Linked DNA regions of Homo sapiens: region 1 is linked to region 2. A link is a loop called in an ENCODE intact Hi-C map of the cell type or tissue named here. Cell type or tissue: PC-9. All regions are shown on one strand. Each heading gives the region's core, and the rest is flanking DNA. Links, peaks and the distances in the headings are about the cores only. Region 1 overlaps FTX (FTX transcript, XIST regulator). Region 2 has its middle 11 kb from the start of XIST.

The links. A loop is a pair of places that touch in the nucleus more often than their neighbours do. Peaks named below come from ENCODE experiments on the same cell type or tissue, not always from the same donor. Only the 100,000 strongest peaks of a DNase experiment are listed, where the experiment ranks them.
Region 1: a loop joins it to region 2, with 5 times the contacts of the local background. A loop is called at or near these places in 3 of 110 quality-filtered maps.

Annotation. Positions count from the first base shown.
Region 1 is chrX:74,109,868-74,125,824 of GRCh38, reverse strand. All of the region lies in intron 5 of FTX (FTX transcript, XIST regulator), which reads left to right. It also overlaps the pseudogene DDX3P1. Among named protein-coding and RNA genes, the nearest start is that of MIR421, 100 kb to the left of the region's middle. In PC-9, for the core only: no CTCF peak of the experiment used is centred there; DNase peaks (open chromatin) are centred at 6,364 and 7,064; H3K4me3 peaks cover 866 bases; H3K27ac peaks cover 2,383 bases.
Region 2 is chrX:73,855,646-73,871,602 of GRCh38, reverse strand. No RefSeq gene overlaps it. Among named protein-coding and RNA genes, the nearest start is that of XIST, 11 kb to the right of the region's middle. RefSeq lists an enhancer at 7,326-7,973. In PC-9, for the core only: no CTCF peak of the experiment used is centred there; a DNase peak (open chromatin) is centred at 9,192.

The DNA of each region.
Region 1 (15,957 bases), core at 3,156-11,155, 260 kb before region 2:
GCAAGGGCAGGCTATGCTGTAGTGTCTTCCACATCTGTCATTGAAGCTACTGCCTTGCCCCCTTCCACTACCTCTCAACAAGCCAAACTCATTGCTTTAAACTGGGCCCACACCCTTGCAAAGGGACTATGTGTCAATATCTACACTGATTCCAAGTATGCCTTCCACATCCTACATCACCATGCTGTTATATGGGCAGAAAGAGGTTTTCTCACTACACAAGGGTCCTCCATCATCAACTGCCTTTATAAAAATCCTCCTTAAGGCTGCTTTACTGCCCAAAGAAGCTGAAGTCATTCACTGCAAGGGGCATCAGAGGTCACCAGATCCCATTGCTTGAGGCAACACTTATGCTGATATGCAGCAAAAGAAGCAGCTAGTATTCCCACATCTGTCCCTCACAGCCAGTTTTCTTCCTTCTCATCTATCACTCCCACCTATTCTCCCACTGAAACTATTACCTATTAATCCATTCCTACTCATGAAACTATTACCTATTAATCCATTCCTACTCAAGGCAAATGGTTCTTGGATCAAGGAAAATTCCTCCTTCCTGCCTCACAGGCTCATTCTATCTTATCATCCTTTCAGAACCTCTTTCATGTGGGTTACAAGCCAATGGCCCATCTCTTAGAACCTCTCATTTCTTTTCCATCATGGAAATCCATCCTCAAGGAAATTACTTCTCAGTGTTCCATCTGCTACTCTACCACCACTCAGGGATATCTCACGCCCCCTCCCTTTCCTACACATCAAGCTAGAGGATTTGCCCCAACCCAGGACTGGCAGACTGACTTTACCCATATGCCCCAAGTCAAAAACTAAGGTACCTTTTGGTCTGGGTAGATACATTCACTGGATGGGTAGAGGCCTTTTCCACAGGGTCTGAGAAGGCCACCACAGTCGTTTCTTCCCTTCTGTCAGACATAATTCCTCGGTTTGGCCTTCTGACCTCTATATAGTCTGATAATGGACCGGCCTTCATTAGTCAGGTCACGTAAGCAGTCTCCCAGGCTCTCAGCATCCAGTGGAAACTTCATACCCCCTTACCATCCTTCATCTTTGGGAAAGGTAGAAAGAACTAATGGTCTTTTAAAAACACACCTCACCAAGCTCAGCCTCCAACTTAAAAAAGACTGGACAGCACTTTTACCATTTGCCCTCCTTAGAATTAGAGCCTATCCTCAAGAAGCTACAGGATATAGTCCATTTGAACTTTCATACGGATGTACTTTCTTGCTGGGCCCCAACCTCTTGACAGACACCAGCCCTCTAGGCGACTATCTTCTGGTACTCCAGCAGGCTAGACAGGAAATTCTCCAGGCTGCTAATCTTTTCTTGCCTACTCCAGATTCCCAGCAATATGAAGACACCCTAGCTGGATGATCAGTTCCTGTTAAGAATATGACCCCTCAAACCTTGATGGACTGGACCCTGCTTAGTCATCTATAGTACCCCAACTGCTGTCTGCCTGCAGGACCCTCTGTATTGGGTTCACCATTCCAGAATAAAGCTGTGTCTGCCAGCCAGCCAGCCTGATCTCTCCTCTTCCTCCTGGAAATCGCAAGTACTCTCCCCTGCTTCCCTTAAACTCACTTGCATTTCTGAAGAACAGTAATAACCCTTATGAGCCTAATATATCCCTTCATTCTATTAGGTCTATTCATCCTTACCCTACTTTTTGCAACAGGGCTTTACACAGTCACCCCCACTACTTGGACTGTGCCCCAAAAACTTGTCATCCCTACTATCTTCTGTCTAGTCATACTCCTATTCACCATTCTCAACTACTCATAAATGCCCTGCCCTTGTTTACACTGCCAGTTTACACTTTTCCTCCAAACCATCATAACTGATATCTCCTGGTTTTACCTCAAACCGCCACCCTTAACTCTCTCTGGGAGTGGATAGAAGCTCTTCAGTGGCAAGGTACACTCCAATTCCTCTATCCTGATAAAGTCCTTTTTTTTTTTTTTTTTTTTACTTTTCTACTTACTCTTATCCTTGACCCCATTCTCCAGTCACTATCTACCTCTCCCTAGTTACCTCCAGCATACTATCAATCTCACCCACTCTCTCCTCACTGCCTCCAATCCTTCTCTAGCAAAGAATTGTTGGCTATGTGTTTCCCTTTCTTCCTGCTCTTACAAGTCCCCGCTCTACAGGCCGACTGGGCTACCTCTCCTGTCTCCCTGCACCTCCAAACCTCCTTTACCTCATCTTTACCCTCCTGAGGAACTTCTTTACTTTCTAGACAGATTTGGTGAGAACTCCCCAGACATTTCACACCAACAAGCTGCCACACTTCTCCGCATCTACTTATGGTACCTTTCTCCTTATGTCAAGTCCACCCCCCCCCAAATTTGGACCCCTAACCACACAAACAACTATCCCTGTTGCTGCTCCTTTTTGCATCTCCTGACCACAGCCTACTGGAATCCCTTTAGGCAACCTTCCACCGTCCAAATGTTCCTTTACTCTTTATCTCCAGAACCCAGCCACACACACTACCAAACAGATGGGAGCATTCCAACTTCGCATTGCTGATAAGCCCTCTATCATTATTGACAAACTAAAAAACATTGGCAGTCACTATTGTTTAGGAAGACACCTACCCTGCATCTCACTCCATCCTTGGCTACCCTCCGCTTGCTCATCTGACTCTCCTCCTGACTCCTCCTCTTGCTTGCTTATACCCAGCCCCATCAATAGCAGTGAAAGGTTACTCATAGATACTATGCTCTTTCTCATATACCATGAGAACCAAACCTTTCATCTACACAATTGCACCATCAATCCCCATTACAACCTCTAACAGCTGCTGTCCTTGCTGGATCTCTAGGATTTGGGGTGCAGGACTCCTCTTTCAGTACACCCTCTCACCTTTTCACTTTACATTTCCAGTTCTGCCTGACACAAGGTTTCTTCTTTTTATGTGGCTCTTCCACCTACATGTGCCTACCTGCCAGCTAGATGGGCACATGTACTCTAGTCTTCCTTACTCCCAAAATCCAGTTTGTAGATGGGAATGAACAACTGCCTGTCCCCCTCATGACACCAACATGACAAAAAAGAGTCATCTCACTAATCCCTTTGCTTGTGGGTCTAGGACTTTCTGCCTCCACTCTTGCACTTGGAACTGGAATAGCAGGCATCTCAACCTCTGTCACAGCATTCCGCAGCCTCTCTAATGACTTCTCTGCTAGCATTACAGATATATCACAAGCTTTATCTGTCCTCCAAGCCCAGGTTGACTCTTTAGCTGCAGTTGTCCTGCAGAACCGCCAAGGCCTCAATTTACTCACTGCTGAAAAAGGAGGACTCTGTATATTTCTTAATGAAGAGTGTTGTTTTTACTTAAATCAATCTGGCCTGGCATATGGTAACATCAAAAAACTCAAAGACAGAGCTCAAAAACTCACTAATCAGGCAACTAATTATGCTGGACCCACCTGGTCACTCTCTAACTGGGTATCCTGGCTTGTTCCAATCATTAGTCCTGTAATACCTATCTTCCTCCATCTCTTATTCGGGCCTTTTGTCTTCCGATTAATCTCTCAATTCCTACAAAACTGCATCCAGGCTATCACTAATCACTCTATATGACAAGTGCTGCTTTTAACAAGCCCACAATATCACCCCTTACCCCAAAATCTTACTTCAGTCTAATCTCTCCCACTTTAGGTTCCCATGCCACCCCTAATCCCACTTGAAGCAGCCCTGAGAAACATCGCCCATCACCCCTCCATACCGCCCCCAAAATTTTCACCTCAAGTTTTCATTAATCTTTCTTGTTTTATTTCTTCATTATTAACATAAAAAGACGGGAATATAAGGTCCTCTGAGCTGGCCGCACCATGGTCAAGCCATCGTGACATTCCCCTGCCCTTGTGATAATGTACTTTGTGATATTCCCCATCCTTGTGAATGTACTTTGTAACATTCCTCCCCGCCCTTGTGACAGTACACCCTCCCCACCCTTGCAAATGTACTTTGTAACATTCCCCCCTGCCCCTGTGAATGTACTTTGTAACATCCATCCCCTGCCCACAAAAAATTGCTCCTGACTCCACTGCCTATCCCAAACCTACAAGAACCAATGATAATCCCACCACCCTTTGCTGACTCCTTTCTCAGATTCAGCCCACTTGCACCCAAGTGAATAAACAGCCTTGTTGCTCACACTAAGCCTGCTCAAGTGGTCTCTTATATGGACACGTGTAACAAGCTCAACGTTCCCCATGATAATTTCTCCCATGTCAACATTGCTGAAATTTTCAATATGTGGAGGACAGTTACTGCTGGTTGCCTCTATTGGTAGATAATCATATTTCTCAAAGTTAATCCCAGTGTTTTCTCCAGAAAAGAGTACCTGCTCCAAGCATTCACTTGGTGGAAGTGGTTTTGACCAATAATCTTTATCTGACTTGTCACACCAATGACTGTGTCCACTCCATTCAAATTTGCCAAAGCCAATTCTGTCACCATAACTGCCAATACCATCATAGTCACTCCATCCAGGATCATCACATCTTCCCCTTGATCCACTTCCACAATCACTGAAATAACCAGGCTTTCCTCTTGAATCTCGAGACCCAAAACTGCTATATGCATCCTTATTTTTGCTACAACTCCAATCTGAACTGTCTTTATCATGGAATCCTTTAGATCCTTCTCTGTTCCTTAAGTGAGGGGGTATATAGCACTCTTGGCTTGCTGTACTTCCTCCACTCTGTTTATCAGAGGAGTTCAGGTCCAGATGAGCAAACTGCTCCTCCAGGTCGAGGGCATTTTCTACCACCACATGACTCATCCCTGAAGAGAAGTGGAAAATCAAGGTCGTCCACCATAAGTATGAGACCAAATATCCTAGTTTGTTCATTTTTAAAAATTATTTCTTTATTTCCCCCCACCCCCACCCCACTGGGTTAGCTCAAATGGCCAGTCTTCAAGCTCTGAAATTCTTTCTTCTGCTTGGTCTAGTCTAGTCTAATGATAAATCTTTCAATTGCATTTTGATATTCTTTAAGTAAGTTTTTCAATTCCAGAAGCTCTGATTGATTTCTTTTTAAGGTGCTTATCTCTTCCTTCGTTTCCTGGATCGTGTTAGTAGTTTCTTTTTGTTGATTTTCAATCTCGTCTTGAACATCTTTGAGTTTTCTTGCAATCCATGGTTTGAATTCTTTAGCTGACATTTCTGAGTTTCCATTTTAGTTGAGGGCCATTGTTGGAGAGCTAGTGTGATCTTCTGGTGGTGACACAACATTCACATTTTTCATGGTGCCAGAATTTTTGTGTGGGTTCTTTCTCCTTTGGAGATAACTGGCATTTCTAATTTTTGTAATTATTTTCCTATAGATACAATTCCCCCCCTTTCAATCTGTATATTATTGTTTTTTCTTCTTCTTTCCCTTTCTCCTCCTTGACAGAGGATGTGACTATAGAGTATGTTGGAGAGGGTCTTTTGGCTTTACTTCCATATTGATACATAATTCTGTCAGCAGGTTTCATATTGGGCTGTGTAGTTCAACCTACATGCTGGTATATGGTGTTAAAGCAAACTAAATATGGCCTGAGAAGGACTCTGTACTTCTATATTTGAGTCCTTGTGGATGAACTGTAACCTAGCTTAATAGGCAGACAAAATGGAAAACCTAACTTAGTAGTATGCACTTGTAACAATAGCTAAGCCTTAGCCAATCCCAGCGGCCATACTTTAACCATTCATATACTGCTGAGTGTTCAAACTATGTTCAAAGAAGGCATACATTGAGCTGTAACCAGTCCAGCTGTTCTGTACCTCACTTCCAATTTCTGTATGTCATGTCCCTTTTTTTGTCTATAAATCTTCCACTATGTGGCTGCACTGGAGTCTTTGTGAATCTGCTGTGATTCTAGGGGCTGCCCAATTCACAAATTGTTCATTGCTAAATTAAACTTTTAAAAATATAATTCAACTGAAGTTTTTCTTTTATCAATGGTTTTATGGTTCAGAGCTAGTGGTTGTACAACAGATGGATATGTAACTGATCTTTGTTTACTGTGAGGTGCTCTGTGTTGTTTCAGCTAATGGGCTGAAGCATGAAGTTCTCTGTGACATGTGCTTCCTGTTCTGTGGGGGTAGGGGGACACAGCTAGGCAGAGCTGGAACTTCTGGCTTACCCTCAAATACTCCTATGTCAAGTGCAGGCACCAGCCCTAATGGAGGTGGCTAGGAGTGTGAGGAGCTCCTAATGAAATGTGCTGAAGTTTTTGTGTGGGACTGTGGGGCGCTGCACAAGCCCCTTGTCGTAAAGAGACAAGAATATGAACTGTTGCCTTATCACAACCCGGTTCCAGAGCTCATGACTCTTAGATGAGTCACATACTGTAGTCTGTCTCTGGGCCACAGTGTGGCTGAGAGCCTTGGGGACTGCTTAATTCGTGACTCTCCATGGGAGTGGTTTTGGGGCAGAACTTCATCACTCAGCCTAATTAATATAAATAGCTTCACAGCTTCCCTGTTCTCCAATGTGATATCATTACTTCTTTGTGTAAAAGGGGGTGAGTCTGCCTTTGGGTCTGTGTGTTGGTTATGGCGATATCAGCTGGTTGTGTCAGTTGGACCTCAGGCTCTGAGGGAAGTGGTCAGATGTCAGCAGAATTTGAATGGGGTAGGTAGTTCTCTAACTCCCCAGCCCCTAGATTGCTGGCTGAACATCATGTATGAGTCCTGATGGAGCTAGGTTGGGGTGGGGGGTGGGGTTCCTCAGGTGCTGGTCGTGATGGTAAGGGGCAGTCTGGTCCCTGGGTCACTGGCTGAACTCTTAGGTAGGGTTAGGCAGAGCACTTAGGCAGTGAGAGCCTAAGGGAAGATCACAGGCTTGTGGGGGTAAGGATTTTAGTAGGGCTCTGGACCACAGATGAAATAGTCATGTAGGGATTGAGTAGGTACACTGGAAGCCAGAAGGCATCAAACCCCATTTGGGAGGGTGCCCTGGTGGTGGTGGGTCACGCAGGAAGCATTCTGGCTGCCTCTGCAGGGTAGCTGCTGGTATGCTGGAGGCTTGCATAAGGGCTCAGGCTTTTTGTTTCCTCCCCAGCCTGGGGGCAGTAAGGGTGGGGACTGTGGTGGCTGCAACCACACCTCTCAGTTGCCTCAGGGAGCTCCACCCCAGAAAAATGCAGAGCCACAGCTGATCAGAGTGATCATGTCTGGGCTGGGCAGCTATCCTATGGGCCCCAGCAGTGTGGGGCCCAAGCAGTTAAGGGCAAGGGGAGCCTGCTTGCCGAAGAGCAGGGCGAGAGATGGTTCTTGTGTAAATAAGTCTGTCCTCTTTCTACATAGGGTAGATGCACAGGTGCTATGTGCTGGAGGTGTCAGTGAAAGCAATCAGGCTCTTCGTTCCCTCCCTAGCCTGTGGGCAGCAAGGGCGGGTACCCTGGCCCCAGCAATGGAAGAAGGCCTGTGAGTTTCTTCTGGGAGCTCCACCCCAGAGAAATGCTGAGCCAAGACTGGCCCGAGTGCTCAGGAGATGGTGGAATGGCTGCGCTGCAGGCCCCATTTGGGAGGCCCTGTCATGTGAGGAGCTGCAGAGATGGGGCCTGCAGTCCGTCTGCTTCTCATCACTGTGGATGCAATCTCTATCCTAGGGGCATGTGAAAGAGCCCGTCCTTCCTTGTTGGCAGGTCTATGCAAGCTGGTGCCTGGGTGCTCAGTGATCCAAGGTCCTTGGGGCTTCACATGACCTTGAGTGACGGCTCTGCCCAGACTCCAGGTGTTTCTTTGTGTCAGTCTGGAGGCCTGGGGGGTTGGGAGGATCTCCCATTCCTAGGATTGCAAAGGTCAATGGAGGAATTGTGGGTCCCTGGGGCTCTTCCTCACTCACCCTTTCCCTGTGGTAGTGAGCTTCCACTGCCTCTGCGCCAGTTCCAGGTGGGTGGCTGCTCTGCTTCATTCCTCTCTGTTCTCCATGGGTCCCGTTGCTTCTGTTACGAGTCCCAATGCGTTCTCGTGGATGATCCATTTGAAGAACTAGTGTTTACTAGCCATTCTGTTTCTTCTTCATGAGAGCAGAGCGCACTACCTGCTTCTAGTCAGCCATCTTTATTCTCTACTATTATATCCCACTTTTATTATTTTTGATATGAATACATATATTTTTTTATTGTGGTAAAAAGCATATAACATAAAATTTACCATTTTATTCATTTTTAAGTGTAGAGTTCAGTACTGTTAAGTATATTCACTTTTTCGTGAAATAAATATAAAGGTATAAATTTTAAATTTAATGTTTTTTTCTACTTATTCACTGAGTTGAATTATTATCTGAATTAGTTTTATCATTGATTCTTTGAAATTTTCCAGATATACTATTATTATTAACCACATTTATATCTGTATTTCTTCTGTCTTCCCTGATTGCATTTGAATAATACCTCTAATATAATGTTAAATTAGAGCAGAAATAGTGGGCATTTTTGTCTTGATCTTATTGAAAATGCTTTTAGTATTTCTCCATTCAATTAGACACTGGATTTAGGACTAAGGTATGAGTATTTTATTATGTTAAAAATATCGCTTATTTCTTACTATCTTGGATGTCTTTTTACATTTAACATGGATGGGCGTTTTCTCCAATTGTTTTTGCCGTATCTGTGGGGATAGTAATAATTTTCCTCTTAGATCTATTAATATTGTTTATGATATAAATGAATTTCCTAATATTAAACCTACCTTGAAATTTTGCTATAAATCCAATTTGCTAATGATGTATTATTTTCTTCACATCTTGTTAGATTCTGTTTACAAGTATCTTATTTAGTTTTTTTGCATCGACTTTTCTGACTGACATTGGTCTACAATTGTTTTAATACTGTCCTTATCTAGCTTAAGTGTGTGTTATACTTGGTACATGAAAGGAGTTACAATATTTTTCTTCTTTTTCAAGAAGAAGTTTGATGTTTTGGTAGAAGTCTCATGTGAAACAACTGCACCGGTTGCTTTTTTTTGTGAACTAGTTTCTTAATAACTTTATTTCTTCTATGAAATTGTTCTGTTTAAACATTTTAACTCTAATGGATTCAATTTTGGCAGTCTGTATTTTATTAAAAGATTATTTATCTTCTCCAGGCTTTCAAATTTATTTGCATAGAGGTCTAAAAAATATTGTAATTTTATTATTATTTTTTGTTTCAATAGTTATTTCCTCCTGAATATTTCTTGGTTTGTTAGTGCATTCTCCTACTTCTCCTGAACAAATTATCTAGTGATTTGTCAATTTTCTTAATCTTTTCAACAAACCAGGAATTTTGTTTATTAGTTTAATTAATTTATTTTAAAGGTCTCCTACCTTACTGATTTCTGCTTTATTATTTCCCTTTGCTTATTTTGATTTACTTTATTGTCCTTTTATTCAGTTTTTGATGCTTGGAATTTAATTAATATATTTTCAATCTTTGCTTTTTTATTGATTAAAGTGTTTAGTTCAATGAATTTTCCTCTGAGCACTGCTTTACATACATCCCATAGATGCTGATATGTAGTGGGTTTTTTGTTATTATAATTTATTAACTTCTGTCATTGTAGTTTGCATTTCCCCTTGCACACACTAAACTTGTTTAATGGGATGTTTTAAATTTCCAGGTGGAAGAATCTTTCTGGGTGTTTTTGTTTTGTTTTTGTTAGTAATATCTTGTTTTATTGCATTATCACCTGTATTGTTTATAATATTTATATTTTATAAAATTGCAGATTATTTTGCTGATCAATTGATCAATATTTGTAAATGGATCATGAGCCCATATACTACTCTAATACTCATGCAAATATTCTCTATTAGGAGCATGTATAGTTTAATATATATCCCTAACATTTACCCTAAGGATTATGTTGTCTATCTTTTTTCTCTCCTTAGTCATTTTTTCCCCTAATTGATCTGTCATGAACTGAGAGTGATGTATTAAGGTCTCCAATTATTAACATATTCTATCTATATTATTGACCCTCATTAGGTTTTACTTTATCAAGGTGGTTGCTGTTTTTGATGCATAGACATTCATAAGTTATATACCTTGATTGTTAATTGTGGCTTATAGCATTTAAGATTGATATTTGTTATGATTAATGCCTTTGGGCTTGAATTCTACTTTGCCTGATATCAGGTAACTATTACTACTTTCATTTTGCTTCAATTTGTCTACTGTTTTCTTGTTCATTACTGTATTTTTAGCCTTCTAAAACACTTCTTTCACGTATGTTTCTTGCATATAATATATGATTGGATCTTATTTTATAAGTCAAGTTGTAGAGCTTTGTATTTTAGAAAGGTAAGCCTATTTACATTTATTGATATGACTTGTAGATTTAGATACAAATCTGTTATTTTATACTATGGCTAATTTGATGTATTTGCTATGTTTGTCTCTATGAAAGCTGTAGCCTGTGTTTTTAAATATATATGTTTTCATATTTGGAAGGTTTTTCTTTTTGTCCTAATGATTAATTTTATATATGCCTTTCTTAATGCCTTAGTACTCTGTTTCTCATTTAAACTTTAGGAATTTTGTCTGTTTCTTTTTTTAAACTTTTAATGCCGATTTATTGCCTCTAATACAAAGAGCTTTTTCTACTTTCTTCTTTTTCCCATCTTAGTGCATTATTTCCACTTTGCCACAATATATAAGATCTGTACATTAGTTTTATCACTGTTTATGCCTTGGTTTTATTCTTTTATATATATATATATATATGTATACACACATGCACACATATTATATAAAATATATATATACACACACACAAAATATTGAAATAGTCTCCATAGTATATGAAATATATTTTTTGAACTTTATTGAGATATAATTGACAAATGAAATTGTGTAAATTTAAGGTTTCAATTTGATGATTAGATATATGTATATGTTGTGAGATGATTTCTGCACCCAAGTTAGTTACCATTCTGTCACCTCACTCAGTTAACATATTTTTGTGTGTGTGGTATGAACATTTAAGGACTACTTTCTTAGCACATTTCAAGGGTACAGTACAATATTGTTAAGTATAGTCACCATACTGTACATTTGATCTCCAGAATTTATTCATCTTATATCTAAAAGTGTGTGCCCTTTGACCGACATCTCCCAATTTCCCTCACACCCAGCCCCTAGTAATCACCGTTCTACACTGTTTCTCTGAGTTCCATTATTTTAGATTCCAAATATAAGTGAGATCATACCTCATTTGTCTTTCCCTGTCTGACATCTCTCACCTTGCATAATGCCCTCGAGACTCATCCATGTTGTCACAAATGGCAGGATTTCATTCTTGTTTATGGCTGATTAATATCCCATTTTGTATATATAGCCAAAACATGGAAACAATCTAAATGTCTGTTGACAGATGAATGGATAAGTAATTGTAACAATTACTGTCAACAGACACAGGTTGTTTCCTTGTCTTGGCTATTGTGAATAATGCTGCAATAAACATGGGAATGCAGATATCCCTTTGAGCTACTGATTTTGTCCAATAAATATATACCCAGAAGTGGGATTGCTGGATAATATGGTGGTTCTATTTTCATTTTTTTTAGGAAGCTCCGTACTGTTTTCCTTAATGGTTGTGCCAGTTTATGTTCCAATCAACCATGCACAAGAATTCCATTTTATTCAGATTTTGCCAAAAATAGTTATATCTTGTCTTTTTAATAAAAACCATCCTGACAGGTGTGAGGCAATAGCTCATTATGGTTTTGATTTGCATTTTCCTGATGAATAGGGTTGTTGAGCACCTTTTCATATACCTGTTGGCCATTTGTATGTCTTCCTTAGAAAATGTCTATTGAGGTAATATGACCATTTAAAAATCAGATTATTGATTTTTTTTTTGCCATTGAGTTGTAGGAGTTACTTATGTTATAAGCATATTAACCCCTTATTAGATATAAGGTTTGAAAATATCCTCTTCTATTCTGTCAGTAGTCTTTTCATTTTTTTGAATGTTTCCCTTGCTGTGCAGAATCTTTTAGAGTTTGATGTATTCTCATTTATTTGTGTTCTTGTTGCTTGTGCTTTTGGTGTCATATCCAAAAAATTATTGCCAAAATTAATGCCATGAAGGTTCCCCCCATGTTTGATTCCAGTAGTTTCATAGTTTTAAGTCTTATGTTTAAGCCTTTAATACATTCCAAGTTAATTTTTGTGAGGAGTGTAAAATAGGGATCCCGTTTTATTTTATTTTTGCATGTGTATATCCAGCTGTCCTTAAACCATTTATTGAAGAGACTGTCCTTTTCTAATTGTGTATTCCTGGAAACTTAAACTTAACTCAGATATTAGTTGATATGGTTAGTCTATTTCTGGGCTTTCAGTTCTGTTGCATTGGTGTAGGTATCTGTTTTTATGCCTGTGCTACATTGTTTGGATTTCTATAGCTTTGCAAAATAGTTTAAAATCAGTAAGTGCAATGCCTCCACCTTTGCTGTTCTTTCTCAATATGCATTAGCTATTTGGGATCTTTATAATTCCATATACATTTTAGGATTGTTTTTTCTATTTCTGTAAAAAATGTCACTCAGATTTTGATAGAGATTGCATTTAATCTGCAGGTTGCTTTGGGTAGTATGGACATTTTAACAATATTAATTTTTCTGATCCACGATCATGGGATATGTTTCCATTTATTTGTGACTTCTTCCATTTCTTTCATTAATGAATGTTTTATGCTTTTCATTATGCAAATTGTTTGCCTTCTTGATTAAATTTATTCCTAGCCTTTTAATGTTGATTTTGATGCTATTTTAAGTGGGATTGTTTTATTTATTTTTCTGATAGTTTGTTGTTAGTGTATAGGCAATTCTAATTTTTGAATGTTGATTTTGTATCCTGTATCTGTATTAAATTTGTTGTTAATTCTGAAAGTTTTTGGTGGAGTCTTATAGTGTTTTTATATATAAGACCTGACATCTTCAAACAGAGCAATTTTACTTTCCTTTCCTATTTGGCTATATTTTTTCTAATTGATACATAATAGTTGTAGTATTTGAGAGGTACATGTGATATTTTGATACATGCAAAAGTGTGTAATGATTAAATCAGGGTGATTGGTATATCCATGGCCTCAAATATTTATCTCTTTTTTTACAGTTGAGAATATTCTAATTCTTCTTTTCTAGCTATTTTGAACTATACAATAAATTGTTAACTAGAGTCACCCTACTGTACTATTGAATGCTGTATCTTATTTCTTCTATTTAATTGTATTTTTGTACTTATTAACCAACCTTTCTTCACTGCTCCCTCCCCCTATGCTTGCCTGACTCTGGAAGCCATCAGTCAACTCTCTACCTCCATGAGATCCTTTTTTTTTTTTTTAGCTCCTACATATGAATGAGAACATATGCTATTTGTCTTTCTGTGCCTAGCTTATTTCACTCAATATAATGACCTCTTATTCCAAGTTCCTGAAAATAATAATTTTATTCTTTTAGAGGGATGAATAATATTTCACTGTATATGTACCACATTTTCTTTATCCATTCATCCATTGATGAATACATAAGTTGATTCCATACATTGGCTATTGTGAGTAGTGCCACAATAAACATGGAAGTACAAATAGTTATTTGATATACTGATTTCCTTTCCTTTGGATAAATACCCAGTACTTGGATTGCTGTATCATATGCAAAAAACTAAAAGTTTTACTTTTAGTTTTTTGAGAAGTCTGCATACTGTTTTCCATAATGGCTGTACTATTTACACTCCTACCAACAGTGTATAAGAGTTCCCTTTACTCATCATCCTTGCCAGCATTGCTAATTTTTGTCTTTCTGATAATAGCTATTTTTTTTTTTTTTGAGACTGAGTTTCACTCTTGTTACCCAGACTGAAGTGCAATGGTGCAATCTCGGCTCACCACAACCTCCACCTCCCAGGTTCAAGCAATTCTCCTGCCTCAGCCTTCCGAGTAGCTGGGATTACAGGCATACACCACCATGCCAGGCTAATTTTTTGTAGTTTTAGTAGAGACGGGGTTTCTCCATGTTGGTCAGGCTGGTCTCGAAGTCCCGACCTCAGGTGATCCGCCCACCTCGGCCTCCCAAAGTGCTGAGATTACAGACATGAGCCACTGCTCCCAGCCTTGCTAATAGCTATTCTAATTAAGGTGAGATGATGTCTTCTTATGCTTTTAATTTGCATGTTCCTGATGATTATTGATGTTGAGCATTTTTTTCATATACCTGTTGGCCATTTGTATGTCTTCTTTCAAGAAATGTCAAAATCCTATGCCCACTTCTTAATGGGATTATTTGTTTTTGTTTTGTTTTGTTTTGTTTTTTGTTTGCTGTTGAGTTATTTAGGTTCCTTGTGTATTTTGAATGTTAGCCCCTTGTCAGATGAATAGTTTGCAAATATTTTCTCCCATTCAACAGGTTGTCTATTCACTCTGTTGATTGTTTCCTTTGCTGTGCTGAAGCTTTTTAGTTTAATATAGTCCCATTTGTCTATTTTTATTTTTGTTACCTGTGCTTTTGAGGTCTTAGTAATAAAATCTTTGCCTAGACAAATATCTGAAGTGTTTCTTCTAGGTTTTCTTCTAGTATTTCTATAGTTTGGGGTCTTTCATTTAAGTCTTTAATTCATTTTGAGTTGATTTTTGTATATGATGAGAGAGAGGAGTTTAGTTTCATTCTTTTCTGTGGATATTTAGTTTCTTCAGCATCATTTATTGAAGAGAGTGTTATTTACCCAATGTATGTTCTTGACACCTTTGACAAAAATCAGTTGGCTGTAAATATATGAGTTTATTTCTGGGTTCTCTTTTTTGTTTCATTGGTAGTTGTGTTTGTTTTTATACCAATACCATGCTGTTTTGGTTAATATAGCCTTGTAATATATTTTAAGTCCGGTAGCATGATGCCTCCAGCTTTGTTCTTTTAATTCAGGATCACTTTGGCCATTTGAGATCTTTTTTGGTTTCATACAAATTTTAGAATTCTTTTTCTCTATTTCTGTGAAAAAATGTCACTGGTATTTTGATAGGGATTGCATTGAATCTATAATTACTTTTTGATTCATGAGCATAGGATATCTTTCCATTTGTATCCTGTTTAATTTCTTTTACCAGTGTTTTTTAGTTTGTCTTGTAGAGGTCATTCATCTTCTTGGTTAAATTTATTCCTAAGTATTTTTTTTCATCTATTGCAAGTCGTTTTCTTGATTTTTTTTTCAACTAGATTGTTATTGGTGTGTCAAAATGCTACTGACTTATGTAGGTGGATTTTGTATCTAGAAATGTTACTATACTTATTATCACATCTAAGAGTTTTTGGTGGAGTCTTTAAATTTGTATAAATATAAGATCATGTAATCTGCAAAGATGGACAATTTGACTTCCTCTTTTCCAATTTGTATGACTTTTATTTCTTTCTCTTGCCTGATTACTTTGGCTAGGACTTCCAGGACTATTTTGAATAGGAGTGCTGAAAGTGCGCATCCTTATCTAATTCCAGTTTATAGAAAAAAGACTTTCAGCTTTTCCCCATTTGGTATAATGATAGCTGTGGACTTGTCATATATGCCTTTATTATGTTGAGGTATGTTTCTTCCATGCCTAGTTTGCTGCATGTTTTTATCAGGAAGGGATGTAGAATATTATCAAATGCTTTTTCTGTTTCTATTTAGATGATCATGTGTTTTTGTCTGTAATTCTATTGATGTGAATATCATGTTTATTGATTTGCATATCTCAAACCAATCTTTCATCCAATGAATGAATTCTATTTGATCATAATGAATTAGCTTTTTGCCATGCTGTTGGATTTGGTTTGCAAGCATTTTGCTAAGTATTTCTATGTTTATATTCATCCAGGGATATTGGCCTGTAGTTTTCTTTTTTTCATTGTGTCTTTGCCAGATTTTGGTTTCAGGGTAATGCTGCCCTTCAGAGAATTAGTTAGGGAAGAGTCCTTCCTA
Region 2 (15,957 bases), core at 5,043-13,042:
CTAAAAATGCAAAAATCAGCCAGGCATGGTGGTGTACGCCTGTAGTCCCAGCAACTTGGGTGACTGAGGCACGAGAATCACTTGAACCCAGGAGGCAGGGGTTGCAATGAGCCAAGATTGAGCCACCGAACTCCAGCCTGGGTGGCAGAGCAAGAGTGTCTCAAAAAAATAAAATAAAATAAATAATAACTGGGCACAGTGGCTCACGCCTGTAATCCCAGCACTTTGGGAGGCTGAGGCGGGCAGATCACGTGAGGTCGGGAGTTCGAGACCAGCCAGACCAACATGAAGAAACCCTGTCTCTTCTAAAAGAATACAAAATTAGCTGGGTGTGGTGGCGCATGCCTGTAATCCCAGCTACTCGGGAGGCTGAGGCAGGAGAATCGCTTGAACCCGGGAGGCGGAGGTTGCGGTGAGCCAAGATCATGCCATTGCACTCCAGCCTGGGCAACAAGAGTGAAACTCAGTATCAAATAAATAAATAAATAAAATAAAATAAAAAATAAAACAAAAGATAGATTCCAAATAACTGATTTAATTGGGAGATACAATGATATCTTCAAACAATTTCTTTTTTCTTCTTTTTTTTTTTTTGAGATGGAGTTTCATTCTTGTTACCCAGGCTGGAGTGCAATGGCATGATCTTGGCTCACCGCAACCTCCGCCTCCAGGGTTCAAGTGATTTTCCTGCCTCAGCCTCCTGAGTGGCTGGGATTACAGGCACCCACCACCATGCCTGGCTAATTTTTTACATTTTTAGTAGAGGCAGACTTTCACCAAGTTGGCCAGGCTGGTCTCAAACTCCTGACCTTAGGTGATCCGCCCGCCTCAGCCTCCCAAAGTGCTCGGATTACAGGCGTGAGCCACCGCACCTGGCAACAATTTCTTTTCAAATTCCAGTCCAACAAATACACTCCTAAAGCTCTCTAATTTGCCCCAGGCCTTAATCTATTTTTTGAAATAATTTTTTGATCTTACTCCCATCCCATAAAGGCTGGAGACCAGATCAAAGACACTTACTCTCCTCAGATTCATTAACCATAGCTTTTCCCATAGACCAGACAGCTTCTCATATGATAAGGTACCATTTGAACCTAAATTTCCACCTAAAACAAAACTCTATCAGGTGCAACTGCATTCTATTCTGTTGATCGTTGGTCTTCTTACCAGTGGTTTGGGTGCTTTAATTGGTTTAGAACCAGAGGCCCAAACCCTCCAGTAGTTGATTGTTTCAAGTAAACATGAAAAATGCTGAGGCCCACATCTACTTGAGTGGGTACCCACTTGTAAAGGATACCCAGTCCCATATCCTAGATGACATTGTCTTGGCCCAAAATCTCACCTATGGAGATGACATAGCTTCAGAGGATATTGCCCCAACTCAAAACTTTACTGCTGGGTATGACATTGCCTCAGACAATATCACCCAACCCAAGACGTTGGTGTTGGGAATGACTCTGCCTCTGTGCTGCAGAGGACATCCCCACTTGCACTAAATCTGCACTCTAGTGATGTCCATGGACTGCTTCTCCTAAGACACAAATGGACACAGGACTTTTTTTGCTTAGCCCATGATTCTGGTACATTTCTTGCTCTCTGTTACCCTCACATCCCACACCTACAAGGGACTCTGATACATGTTACTAAAATTAATGGAGATTAGTACTTTCCCCAGGAAACACCAGCCCCTATATTCATCAACCCCTTGACACCCTAGGGGAGGACTACCCACTCCCTGATGTCTTTTTCTACTACGACCCCCAGCTTTCCACCACAGTTTCTCACCTTGCGAATATAACCACCACAACCTCTCTTTCTCTTTAAAGTTAATATATCTTCACCATTCAACCACAGCTGCTTTAGACTTAAAATATAATGCTGAGGCACCAATGGGTGGATTGTAGAAAATTCTTAAAATTTTATGTTGCCTCAATATCCATTTTGAATACAATTTTATTTTAATATTATTATTATTTTTTGAGACGGAGTCTCACTCTGTCACCCAGTCTGGACTGCAGTGGTGCAGTCTCGGCTCACTGCAGCTTCTGCCTCCCGGGTTCAAGCGATTCTCCTGCCTCAGCCTCTTGATTAGCTGGGACTACAGGCGTGCGCCACCACACCTGACTAATTTTTGTATTTTTAGTAGAGATGGGGTTTCACCATGTTGACCAGGCTGGTCTTGAAATACTGACCTCAGGTGATCCGCCTGTCTCGGTCTTCCAAAGTGCTGGGATTACAGGTGTGAGCCACCATGCCTGGCCACCTGACCAGAATCTAAGTAAAAATCTTTGAACTTGTTTCCTATTGTGGTACATATTGATTTTTTACCTTTCACCTGAAGAACTCGGGGCTGCTCCAGGCTGAGTTTTGCCCAGAATGCTGGTGAGAAAATCATGTCTGGCTCCCAGTGGCAGAGTGATGGCAAGCATGGCATAAATTGGACACAAGTCAGACAAAAGTCACAGTGATCTGGTCTCTGCCAGTATAAACAAGTTTCCTGTGTGAGGGCACTCTCCTGGTTACAGGTCAGACAGCTAGGCATTAGGCTGTCAACCAGGTAAAAGAAGTATCCCATGAAAGGCACACTGTAAACACCCATGTCTAACTCCCTTTCATGTTCCCCTAGGTCAAGGTTGCTAGCCACTCTAGTACTGGAACCTTAATTTAACTGGGGGGTCTCAAAACAACGTCCTATGTTTCCTCATTGATTTACTTTCTATAGAATGTGTTCATTGTTGAAAGTGAGTTATTGAAGTTCCCTACTTTTATTATATTATAGTTTGTCTCTCTCTTCAGATCTATTAACATTTGCTTTATATATTTAAGTGCTCCAATGTTAGGTGCGTGTGTGTGTGTATATACATATATATATATATACACACATATACATATACACATATATACATATACACACATATACATATACACATATATACATATACACACATACATATATACATATACACATATGCATATATACACACATATATATACACACAAACATATATATATATACTTTTTTTTTTCGAGACTGAGTCTTGCTCTGTCACCCAGGCTGGAGTGCAGTGGTGAGATCTCGCCTCACTGCAAATTTTGCCTCCCAGGTTCAAGCAATTCTCCTGTCTTACCCTTCCAAGTAGCTGAGATTACAGGTGTGAACCACCACACCTGGCTAATTTTTGTATTTTTGGTAGAGATGGGGTTTCACCATGTTGGCCAGGCTAGTCTCGAACTCTTGACCTCAAGTGATCTGCCTGCCCTGGCCTCCCAAAGTGCTGGAATTAGAGGCATGAGCCACCATGCCCGGCTGGTACATGTACATTTATATTTGTTATGTCTTTTTAATGAACTGACCCCTTTATCATTATAGTGTGATCTCCCTTGTCTCTTTTTATGGTTTTTGACTTAAAGTCTATTTTGCCTAATATAAATACAATGTACTCCGCTCTCTTTTGATTCCATCTGCATAGAATATCTTTTTCCATCCTTTTACTTTGTGTGTTTTCCTACAGGTGAAGTGCATTTGTTGTAGGTAGCCTATAGCTGAGGCTTTTTTTTTTTTTTTGGCTATAAAAAAACTCGTTCAGCCACTCTTTCTTTTGACTGGAGAATTTAATCCAATTACAGTAAGGTAATTATTCATAGGTAAGGACTTACTACTACCATTTTGTTAGTTATTTTCTGGTTATTTTGTAGACCTTTTGTTTCTTTCTTCCTGTCTTTTCTTCCTTTGTAATTATATGATTTTATCTATTAGCATGCTTTCATTCCTATTTATTTATTTATTTATTTTTTGAGACAGGGTCTTATTTTGTTTTCCAGGCTGGAGTGCAGTGGCATGCTCATGGCACACCGCAGCCTCCACCTCTTGGGCTCAAGTGATTCTCCCACCTCAGCTTCCTGAGTAGCCAGGACTACAGGTATGCACTACCAAACCTGGCTAATTTTTAAAAAAATTTCTGTAGAGATGGGGTCTTACTGTGTTGCCCAGGCTGGTTTCAAACTCCTGGCATCAAGGAATACTCCCACCTCAGCCTCCCAAAGTGCTAAGATTAGAGATGTGAGCCACCATGTCTGACTCATTTCTTACTTTTTATATTTTGTGTATCTACTATAGGTTTTTGCTTTGTCCTTACCATGAGGCTTACATAAGGCTTCTTATAGTTATAATAGTCTATTTTATGCTGATAACAGCTTATCTTAGATACATAAAAATACTCTACGTTTGCCAGGTGCGGTGACTCACACCCGTAATCCTAGCACTTTGGGAGGCCGAGACAGGCGGATCACTTGAGGTCAGGTTGGAGACCAGCCTGGCCAACATGGTGAAACTCCATCTCTACCAAAAAATACAAAAACAATTAGCTGGTCATGGTGGCATGTGCCTGTAATCCCAGCTACTCAGGAGGCTGAGGCATGACAGTCGCTTGAACCCAGGAGGTGGAGGTTGCAGTGAGCTGAGATTTTACCACTGCACTCCAGCCTGGGTGACAGAGTGAGACCTTGTCTCAAAAAAACACAAAAAAACAAAAAAAACAAAAACTTTACATTTTATTCTGTTCCCTCCCTCATTTAAAATTTTTGATGTCACAATTTACATATATTTATATTGCGTATCCCTTAACAAATTATTGTAGCTATTATTATTTTTATTATTTTTCAGAAAGAGTCTCACTGTCACCCAGGCTGCAGTGCAGTGGTGCCATCATGGCTCACTGCAGACTCTACCTGTTGAATTCAAGCAATCCTCCCACCTCAGCCTCCCAAGTAGCTAGGACCACAGGCATGTGCCACCATTCCATCTAATTTTTTAAAAATTTTCTTGTAGAGACAAGGTCTCTTTATGTTGCCCAGGCTGGTCTTGAACTCCTGAGCTCAAGCGAGCCTCCCACCTCAGCCTCCCAAGGTGCTACTATTATTTTAATAGCTTTGTCTTATAACCTTCATACTAAAAATAAAAATGATTCACAAACCACCACCATTACACTATTAGAGCATTTGACCTTTCACTTATTTTTGTTTTGGTTTGTTTTGTTTTTGAGATGGAGTCTCACTCTGTTGCCCAGGCTGGAGTGCAGCAGCACAATCTTGCCTCACTGCAGCCTCCGCCTCCTGGGTTCAAGCAATTCTCTTGCCTCAGCATCCCGAGTAGCTGGGATTACAGGCGTGTGCCACCATGCCTGGCTGATTTTTTGTACTTTTAGTAGAGACGGGGTTTCACCATGTTGGCCAGGCTGGTCTGGAACTCCTGACCTCTAGTGATCTGCCCGCCTTGGCCTCCTAAAGTGCTGAGATTACAGGTGTGAGCCACTGTGCCCAACCTCATCTTTATTTCTAAAGGACAGCTTTTCCAAGTACAGTATTGCTGGTTGGCAGTTTTCTTCCTGCACTTTGAACATCTCATCCAAGTTTCTTCTGGCCTATAAGGTCTCTGCTGAGAAATCTGCTAGCCTTATTGGAAAAACCATTATATATTATTTGGTTCTTTTTTCCTGCTGCTTTTATAATTTTTTCTTTGTTTTTGATTTTTGACAGTTTCATTATAATATGTAATATGTTTTGATGTAGTCTTATTACATTCGGATTGAATCTGATTGGAAACTTTTGACCTTCCTGTATTTGGATATTTACATCTTTCTCCAAATTTGAATTTTTTTTCTGCCATTATTTCTTTAAATAAGCTTTCTTCCCCTTTGTTCTTCTCTTTCTCTCTCTCTCTCTTTTTTTTTTCATTTGAGACACAATTTTGCTTTTGTTGCCCAGGCTGGAGTGCAATAGAGTGATCTTGGCTCACTGCAACCTCCACCTCCTGGGTTCAAGCGATTCTCCTGCCTCAGCCTCCCAAGTAGCTGGGATTACAGGCACCTGCCACCACACTCAGCTAATTTTTGTATTTTTAGTAGAGACGGGGTTTCACCATGTTGGCCAGGCTGGTCTTGAACTCCTGGCCTCGGGTGATCCACCCACCTCGGCTTCCCAAAGTGCTGGGATTACAGGTGTGAGCCACTGCGCCCAGCCTGTTCTTCTCTTTAATGAACTTCCATAACTTGAATATTTGTTCTGTTGATGTTATCTCATAAATGAAGTAAGCTTTCTTCATTCCTTTTCTTCTTTAGCCTCTGATGATATATTTTCAAATTGCTAGTCTTATGAGTTCACAGATTTCCTCTTCATTTCATTCCTTTTACTTTTCAGCTTCAGAATTTCTGTTTGATTTTTTTAAAAATTAATTTCAATCTCAGTTAAATTTGTTCTTTTAGTCATTATTATTACTTTTAATTGTTTTATTTAAGCTGTTGAACTTTTTTTTTTTTTTTTGAGACTGGGTAGGTCTCACTCTGTCACCCAGGCTGGAGTGCAGTGGTGAGATCTCAGCTCACTGCAACCTCCACCCCCAGGGCTCAAGTGATCCACCTCAACCTCCCAAGTAGCTGGGACTACAGGTGTGCACCAATAAACCCGACTAATTTTTTTTGTATGTTTAGTACAGACGGGTTCTCACCATGTTGTCCAGGCTGGTCTTGAATTCCTGAGCTAAAGCAATTGACCCTCCTCAGCCTCCCAAAGTGGTGGGATTACAAGCATGAGCCACTGCGCCAGCCTGAACTTTCTTAAATAATTATTTTGAATTATTTGCCAGGCAGTCTGTACATCTCCATTTCTTTGGGGTCAGCTACTGAGAGATTATTATTATTATTATTATTATTTTTGAGATGGATTCTTCCTCTGTTGCCCAGGCTGGAGTGCAGTGGCACGATCTTGGCTCACTGCAACCTCCAACTCCCAGGTTCAAGCAATTCTCTGTCTCAGCCTCCCGAGTAGCTGGGATTACAGGCACCCGCCACCATGCCCGGCTAATTTTTGTTTTTTTTTTTTTTTTTTTTAGTAGAGATGGGGTTTCACCATCTTGGCCAGGCTGGTCTTGAACTCCTGACCTCGTGATCCACCAGCCTCGGCCTCCCAAAGTGCTGAGATTATAGGCGTGAGCCACCGTGCCCGGCCTACTGAGAGATTATTGTGTTTTTTTGGTGATGTTATGTCTCCTTGGTGTTTCATGTTTCTTGTTGCCTTAAGTTGATGTCTGTGGATTTGAACAATTTGGGACTTGTTTCAGTTTTTATAGAATGCTTTGCCTGGGAAAGCCCTTCACCAATCAGCTCATCCAAATATTCTTGGCAGGCTCTCAGGCGTGATTTGAAGAAAACCTTGTTGCTGGAGTCCTTGAACAAGCTGGCCTACGCCTGGGTCAGTAGGTAGACAGGCCTGACTCCTAAACTGCAGGGTTGAGTCTGGACCTGCATCCACTTGGGTGAACCTGTTAATTGGGACTGCACTGATGAGCCCAGAGCCTGGGTCCATGAGTCTGAGGCTGAGACCTGTGTCTCCAGAGGCAAGCCTGAAGCCTGGTCCACAGAGGCTGATCTAGCACTTGATGGGGTGGGCCTTAGACCTACATCTACAGGGGCTGGGCAGGTGCTGGGATGATCCTGGAGCCTGAGTCCACAAGCACTGGCTTGGCACTGGGGCTGGCCTGGACCCTGAGTCCATAGTGCAGGTCTGGGTCCTGGGCCCACAGGGCCTGGCCTGGATCCTATGTCTGCAGATATAGTCTTGAAGCCTCAGTCCATGGGATCTAGCCCGCCATTGGCGTCTACTACAGTGGGCCTTGACCCTGCGTCTGCTGGAACAAGCCTGGATCTTGTGTTTTCTGGAGCCTGTTTCCACTGGGATCAACCTAGGCTAACCTGGTGCTAGGGCTGGTGTAAAGCCTGGGTTCACAGGGTCTAGTCTGAAGCCTAGGTCTATGGGAACTGACTTTGTGCCTGGAGATCCTGGGGCTGGTCTTAAGCACGGGGCTGTCAGGCTCAGCCTAGAGCTCATGTCCACTTGTCCCAGCCTGGAGGCTGGGTGTGTAGGTGCTGGCCTAGAGGCTAAGACTGTGAGGGCTGGCCTGGGTTTGGATGACTTGAGGGTTCCTGTGACCTGAGTACACTGGGGCAATCTTTAAGCTTGTGTCTGTAGTGGCAAATCCAGCACAGGGGTCTACTGGGACAGGCCTGGACCCTGGGTCTGCTGAAGCTATGAAGCCACAGGGTCCAGCTAGAGTGTGAGGTCATGGGGACTGGCCTGGTGCTGGGCAGGCCTGGAGCCTGTGTCTGTGGGTGCCTGCCTGGTGTTTAAGTCCAGCATTGCTGACATGGTGCTGGAGCAAGCCTGAAACCTGGCACCACAGGGGCTGGCCTGGAGATGGGTTTGTGGGTGTCAGCCTAATGACTAGAGTTGCAGGGAACAGCTGATTGCTGGGGTAGAACTGAAGATTGGGACTGTGGGGGCTGGCCTAGTGGTGAGCTGGTCTGGAGCCTGGGGCTGTTGGGGTTGGCCTGGCTCACTGAGGTTTTTTTAATGTGTAGATTAATGTGTCTTATCAAATTTGGGAAGTTTTTTTAACCATTATTTCTCCCTTTTTTTTAATGCTAGTTCACTCTATCCCCTCCTGAAACTTCCATAATGTGTGTGTTGGCATCTTGATGGTGTTCCATAGGTCCCTCACATTCTCTTCATTTCTCTTAATTATTTGTATTTGTGCCCCTTAGACTGAATAATTTCAATTGACCTATTCAAGTTGTTTCTTTCTATTGGCTGCTCAAATTTTCTGTTGAATGCCTGGAATGAATTTTTTTGTTTCAGTTATTGTATTTTCAGCTCCAGAATTTCTATTTGGTTCCTTTTTATAAGTGCTATTTCTAATGTATAATTTCTGTTTGTTGAGACATTATTCTCTCTGTGTTTTTTAGTTCTTTGTCTATTGTTTCTTTTATGTCTTTGAGCATATTTGAAATATTTAATTTAAACTCCTTGTCTAGTGGAGTGAGGTCAGCATGATGTCAGAGTAGGAGATTCAGCCTTCCTCTCCCTGTGAAGAACAATTCTGCAACTATCCATGAACCAAAATATCTCTGGAAGAGGCTAGGATCCACTTAAGGTGACACAACAATACAGTAGAAGAGAAAACCCAAGAAGAGCCACACAAAAATGGTAATAAGAACAAGTTCATTTCACCTCCATCACTGCATCCTTCATGCTGACACTGCTCAGCATGGAGAGGGACCTCCCTAGCTTAAGTTTGCCTTGCAAGACAAAGCAGAGCAAGGTATAGAACCAGTTTTGCCAGTATTTTAGGACACTGCCTATATGACTAGCTTCAGTTTCACCCCACCCAGATCTCTGGGGGTAACCTGCATAGCTGAGATATCTGGAGACAGCTGAGAACAAAGACAAGGGATGAGGGTTTTTTTTTTTTTTTTTTTTTTTTTTTGAGACGGAGTCTTGGTCTATCGCCTAGGCTGGAGTGCAATGGCGTCATCTCGGCTCACTGCAACCTCCACCTCCTAGGTTCAAGCGATTCTCCTGCCTCAGCCTCCTGAGTAGCTGGGATTACAGGTGCCCACCACCATGCCTGGCTAATTTGTGTATTTTTGGTAGAGACAGGGTTTCACCATGTTGGCCAGGCTGGTCTCGAACGCCTGACCTCAGGTGATCCACCCGCCTCGGCCTCCCAAAGTGCTGGGATTACAGGGGTGAGCCACCGCGCCTGGCCTGGATGAGCTCTTTTAGAATCAGCCAAAAGGTGGAAGTTACTGTGACCCCCAGTGGCCTACCTGACATGGGAAAGCAGCAGACTTCTCCACTGAGGACCCAAACAGCCCCTGGAGCTGCTGTGTAGACCCCACAGCCTTAACTGCTGAGGATTCCTCAGTGTTTGAAATTGTGGAGCCCAGCAGCTTGTCCTGCAGAGGAACATAGCAGCTTTTACTACTGAGAAAAACAAATGCCAGCACACCAGCAATAACCCCCCTGCCACTTTTGCTACTGAAGGCCTTGCAGTTTTCTTCACCTTCATAGTCTTAGGTGCTGGCGTTACCTCCCCTCCCCATTCCCAGGAGCCATGTAGGGCAGGATTGCTATTGCTGCAGTTTCCTCAGCCTGGTGACACAACCCAGGAGCCTTGAAGTCTTTAGGTGCCTAACCAACCACCCTCCTCCCCAAAGCCACCTGAACTGCTTCTGTTGTGGTTGTCCCAGCCCAGGGTACTACTGCAGTGGCCTTCATATACCGCAGGTGCCTAAGACAACCATCCTTTCCAAAGCCACCCCTGATGTTGCTTACATGGGTGCTCTGGCCCAGAGGCCCAGTGCAGCTGTTGCACCTGTGCCTGCAAAGAGCCCCAAAGCCCCTCACCTCAGAAATTGACCCCACATACACTCAAGGCTGATCTCTGCAGGACTACTGCATGCTGCCAGCCCTGGTTCCTGTAGTGGTGCATGCATAAGCCACTGGTCCTGCCCCATGGGTCCTGCATTTATCACCATGCTGCACATGCCTACCCACCTCCAGTTGAGCCCTGCAGTTGCCACACACACACAAACACACACATGCAGACAGCCTGACCCCTGTTGCCACCATGCATCTGGCCCTTGTGATCAGGCATGGGCAACCTGCAGCACCTACCACCACATCTATGCTCACATTCAGGCCCAGCTTCGGCATATGACCCAAGCTCTTGCTACCATGTGTGAGACTACAACAGGCTGCTGCTGCAACCAGACTCCACAGTGGAGCATGTGTACACTTTCAGCTCTGGCCTCCACTGCTGCCAGTCCCAGACCCTAGCTGTTTGTCACATATACATAGCTGAGGACCCCAACAGCCCTCATAATCTTTGCGAAACTCCCACAGCTCTTGACACAAAGGACCATGCAGTTGCCAATGTTGTAGGCATGCCTGAGCTGACTAGACTCGGCCCCTATCTGCCGCCACACCACCAGACCCAGAGCCACACTATGCCCCTGCATTTGGTTTCCTATGGTCTAGACCCAGTGCCACAGTGCACCTAGTATGTCTCCCTTTTTCCTCCTTAGGTAAAGGGCTTTCCTTGCCAAAGCCAGGCCATAATGTCTGAAAGAGGTGACTGCTGCTTCAAAAGTGCAGACACCTTTGCAGGACTACAAGGATGAGGAAGAATCAGGGAAACATTATATTGCCAGAAAAACACAAGAAGCTTTCCAGTGTGTGACCACGAAGAATTGGAGGTACATGAATTGCCTGACAAAGTATTCAAAATAATTGTTCTAAAGAAGCTCAGCAAATTACAAAAAAACAAATATTTTTAAAAGATCAGGAAGACAGAATATGAACAAAACAAGAAGGTAAGCAGAGATTCAAAACTTGAAAAAAGAACCAGATAAATTTTCAAGCTGAACAGTATGATGACTGAAGTAAAAAATACCAAAGATGCTTCAATAGCAGATTACATCAAGCAGAATAACAAATAACTGAATGCAAATATAGATGATTGGAAATCATCCAGTCAGAGAAGAAAAAGAAAAAAAATGAAAAAGTATTAAGAAAGCCTACAGGTCTATGGGACACCACCAAGAAAACTACTATTTGGATACTAAAACTACAGATGGTGAAGAGTGCAAGAAAGAGGCAGACAGCTTATTTAAAGAAATAATGGCCAAAAAGTTCCCATCTGGGAAAAGAGAATATTGAATTACAAGAAGCTCAGGAATATGCAATTAAATTCAACCCAAAGAAGAGTTCATCAAGACACATTACAATCAAACTATCAAAATTCAAAAACTAAGAAAGAATTCTCAAAGCAGCAGAAGAAGCATATCACATACAAGGAAGCTTTAATATGGCTACCATTAGATTTCTCAGCAGAAACCTTACGGGCCAGGAAAGAGTGTGAGGATATATTCTAAGTGCTAAAGTAAAAAATCTGTCAACTAAGACTACTATAATCAGCAAATCTGTCTTTCAGAATTGAATGAGAAATAAAAACTTTCCCAGACATAAGCTGAGGGAATTCATCAAACAAGGCCTGCCTTAGAAATGCTAAACAAAGTTTTCCAATCTGAAAGAACAAGATATTAATGAATGAAATGAAAAGATATGAAAGTATAAAACTTACCAGTAAAAGTAAACACATGGTCAAATTCAGAATACTCTTACACTGTAATCATGGTTCCAAAGTTTTATCATATTGGTGTGGGCAATAATGTTTTAGATATGAACACAAAAGCAGAGGAAATAAAAGTGAAAATAGACAAATGGGATTACATGTAACTAAAAAGCTTCTGCATAGGCAAGGAAACAATGAACAGAGTGGGAGACAACCTTTGGAATAGGAGAATATATTTGTAAACCATACATCCAGTAAGGGGTTAATATCCAGTATACAGAAAGAACTCAAAGAACTCAATATCAAGAAAACAAATAGCTCAATTAAAAAATGGGCACAGGACCTGGATAGACATTTTTCAAAATAAGACTTAGAAATGGCCAACAGGCTGGGTGCGGTGGCTCACATCTGTAATCCCAGCACTTTGGGAGGCCAAGGTGGGCAGATCCCTTGAGGTTAGGAATTCGATACCAGCCTGGCAAGCATGGTGAAACCCCGTCTCTGCTAAAAATACAAAAATTAGCCAGGCATGGTGGCACACGCCTGTAATCCCAGCTACTCGGGAGGCTGAGGCAGGAGAATCACTTGAACCCGGGAGGCAGTGGTTGTAGTGAGCCGAGATTGTGCCACTGCACTCTGGCCTGGGCTACAGAGTGAGACTCTGCCTCAAACAAAAAACAATCAAACAAAAACCAAATAGCAAACAGATATATGAAAAAGTGCTCAATATCAATAATCATCACAAAAATGCACATCAGGCTGGGTGTGGTGGCTCACACCTATAATCCCAGCACTTTGGGAGGCCAAAGCGGGTGGATCACTTGAGGTCAGGAGTTCAAGACCAGCCTGCCCAATATAGTGAAACATCTTCTCTACTAAAAATACAAAAATTAGCTGGGCATGGTGGTGGGTGCCTGTAATCCCACCCGCTCAGGAGGCTGAGGCAGGAGGATCACTTGAACCCGGGAGGCAGAGGTTGCAATGAGCCGAGATGGCACCACTGCACTTTCTGTAGCCTGGGCAACAGAATGAGACTGTGTCTAAAAACATAAATAAATAAGGCCAGGCGCAGTGGTTCACATCTGTAATCCCAGTGTGATTACAGATCACACTGTGGGAGGCCAAGGCAGGCAGATCACCTGAGCTCAGGAGTTTGAGACCAGCCTGGTCAACATGGTGAACCCCCGTCTCTATTAAAAATATACAAATTAGCTGGGCATGGTGGCAGATGCCTATAATCCAAGCTACTTGGGAGGCTGAGGCATGAGAATTGCTTGAACCCAAGAAGTGGAGGTTGCAGTGAACCGTGATCACACCACTGCACTCCAGCCTTGGCGACAGAGAGAGATTCTGTCTCAAAAAAATAAAAATTAAAAAAAAAAAAGAAAGAAAGAAAAAAAAAAGAAAAATGCAAATCAAAACCACAATGCAATATTGCCTCACACCTGTTAGAATGGCTATTTTCAAGAAGACAAAAGTTAAGGATTGGTGAGGGTGTGGAGAAAAGGGAACATTTATACAGTGTTGGTGGAAATATAAATTAGTTCAACCATCATGGAGGCTTCTGAAAACACTAAAAATACAACTACCTTATGATCCAATAATCCCACTTGTGGGTGTTGTTCAAAGAAATTGAAATCAGTGTGTTGAAGAGACATTTGTCCTCCTATGTTTATTATAGCATTATTCACAATAGTCAAGATATGAAATCAAGGTAAGTCCCCATCAACAGATGAATGTATAAAGAAAATGTGGTATACATACACAATGGAACACTAGTCAGCCTTAAAAAGAAGGAAAATCTGTCATTTGCAACAACATATATGAACCTGGAGGACATTATGCTAAGCCAGGCACAGAAAGATGAATACTATATTATCTCACTTGTATGTGTAATTTTCAAAACTTGAACTTGTAGGGAGTAGACTGGTGGTTAATAATCTGAAGGGAGGGTAAAAATGTGTTGATCAAAGGATAAAAATTTTAGTTAGAGAGAAGGAATAAGTTTTTGAGATATATTGCAGAGCATGATGACAATAGTGATAAGGTATTGTACATTTCAAAAACTGCTAAGTAAATTTTAAGTATTCTCATCACAAAATAAGTATGTGAGCTGAGATATATAGTAATTAGCTTGATTTAATTATTCTACAATGCATGCATATATCAAAATACCACATTTTACTCCATGAATATATACAATTATTTGTGAACTAAAAATACATTTGAAAAAGAACTACTAGAAAAACTAAAAATGAGAAAATAAATAAGCACATTAATTAATTAATTAAAATCCTTGTCTAGTAAGTTTAATGTTGGTACTTTCTCAGGGACCATTTTTTGTTAATTACCTTTTTTTCTATATATTAGCTATAATTTCCTGTTTTTTGTATGCCTTGTAATTTTTTAATAAAAACTGCACAGTTTTAATATTATAATGTGATACCTTGGGAAATAAAATTCCTCCCTCTCCCTAGTGTTTGCTGGTGATTTTTTTTTTTTTTTTTTGAGATGGAGTCTTGCTCTGTCACCAGGCTTGGCGCGGTCTCAGCTCACTGCAACCTCCGCCTTCCGGGTTCAAGCGATTCTCCTGCCTCAGCCTCCCGAGTAGCTGGGATTACAGGCGTGTGCCACCATGTGCAGCTTATTTTTGTATTTATAGTAGAGATGGGGTTTCACCATATTGACCAGGATGGTCTTGATTTCCTGACCTCATGATCTGTCTGCCTCGGCCTCCCAAAGTGCTGGGATTACAGGCATGAGCCACCGCACCCGGCCACTGGTGATGTTTTTAATAGATTGTAATTTTTTTTGAGGTAGCGTTTGCTTTCTCACCCAGTCTGGAGTTCAGTGGGGCAATCACAGCCCACTGTATCCTTGAACTACTGGGCTCAATCAATCCTCCTGCTTCATCCTCCTGAGAAGCTAGAACTACGGGTATGCACCACCACGCCTGGCTAATTTTTATATTTTTTATTTTTGTAGAGACAGAGGTCTCTCTATTTTGCCCAGGCTGATCTCGAACTCCTGGCCTCAAAAGATCCTCCTGCCTTGGCCTCCTAAAGTGCTGAGATTAAAGGTGTGAGCCAACGTACCCAGCCCATTTACAGTATTTTTAATGTTGACGTGAACTATGTATACAATTGTTAAGCATATACTCACTGAGCTTTAATATGTATAACCCCGTGTTCTCTTTTGATAAACTAGAAAACCTTTCCCAACATCCTAATACACTTTTGAAGGATATCATAAATAGTGTGTTTGAGGGCTAGAGGAATGGCCCAAGTACTGTGATGAGGTTCATAGGATTTGGGGCTATTTGGAAGACCCTTACAAGGCATATAGCACAACTTTTCTATCTGTTGATTGTCTCTGTAGCATCCTCACAAAATCCACTATTGGCTTGCAGGTCTTCAGAGACTGGCATTCACCAGTTCTGGAGGTGTTAACTGTTCCATCTTTGGACAGCTCAGAGTATTCAGACGTCTTTATTTATTAGAACTACACACAACAGGACTATTCATCAACTTCCCCCATTGCAGACAGCCCTTTGAGTTGTAAAGAGCCCTTCCCCAGGTCTTTTATTTTCTTTTCCATAATATGTCCTGGTCCCTTTAACTGCTTTTCACTGGTGATGATTTGGAGGGCCCCCACCAGCCTGCTAATTAGATCCTGAAGGCTTTATCAAAGTCCTCTTTAAATGGCATAGCCCTGAAGCCAAGGACAGACTCCTGTTTAGTGGGGGGAGGGGCTCTTCAAATTAGAGGGGGTTGAGCACTTTTCTTTGACCCTTTCTTCTGATACTGACCTTGTATGAATCAGACTTTCCCCCCTTTATATCAGATTCTGGTCCTGCCCTGTATACAACTTTGGCTCCTTTCCTGCAGACAGGCTCAGTGCTTCTTTGGTGATTTTATGCTGCCATCTGGTGGCTAAGTCGACAGTGCCGGCTTTTTTTGGGCCTAATTTAGCAGAGGAGAGGATGTACA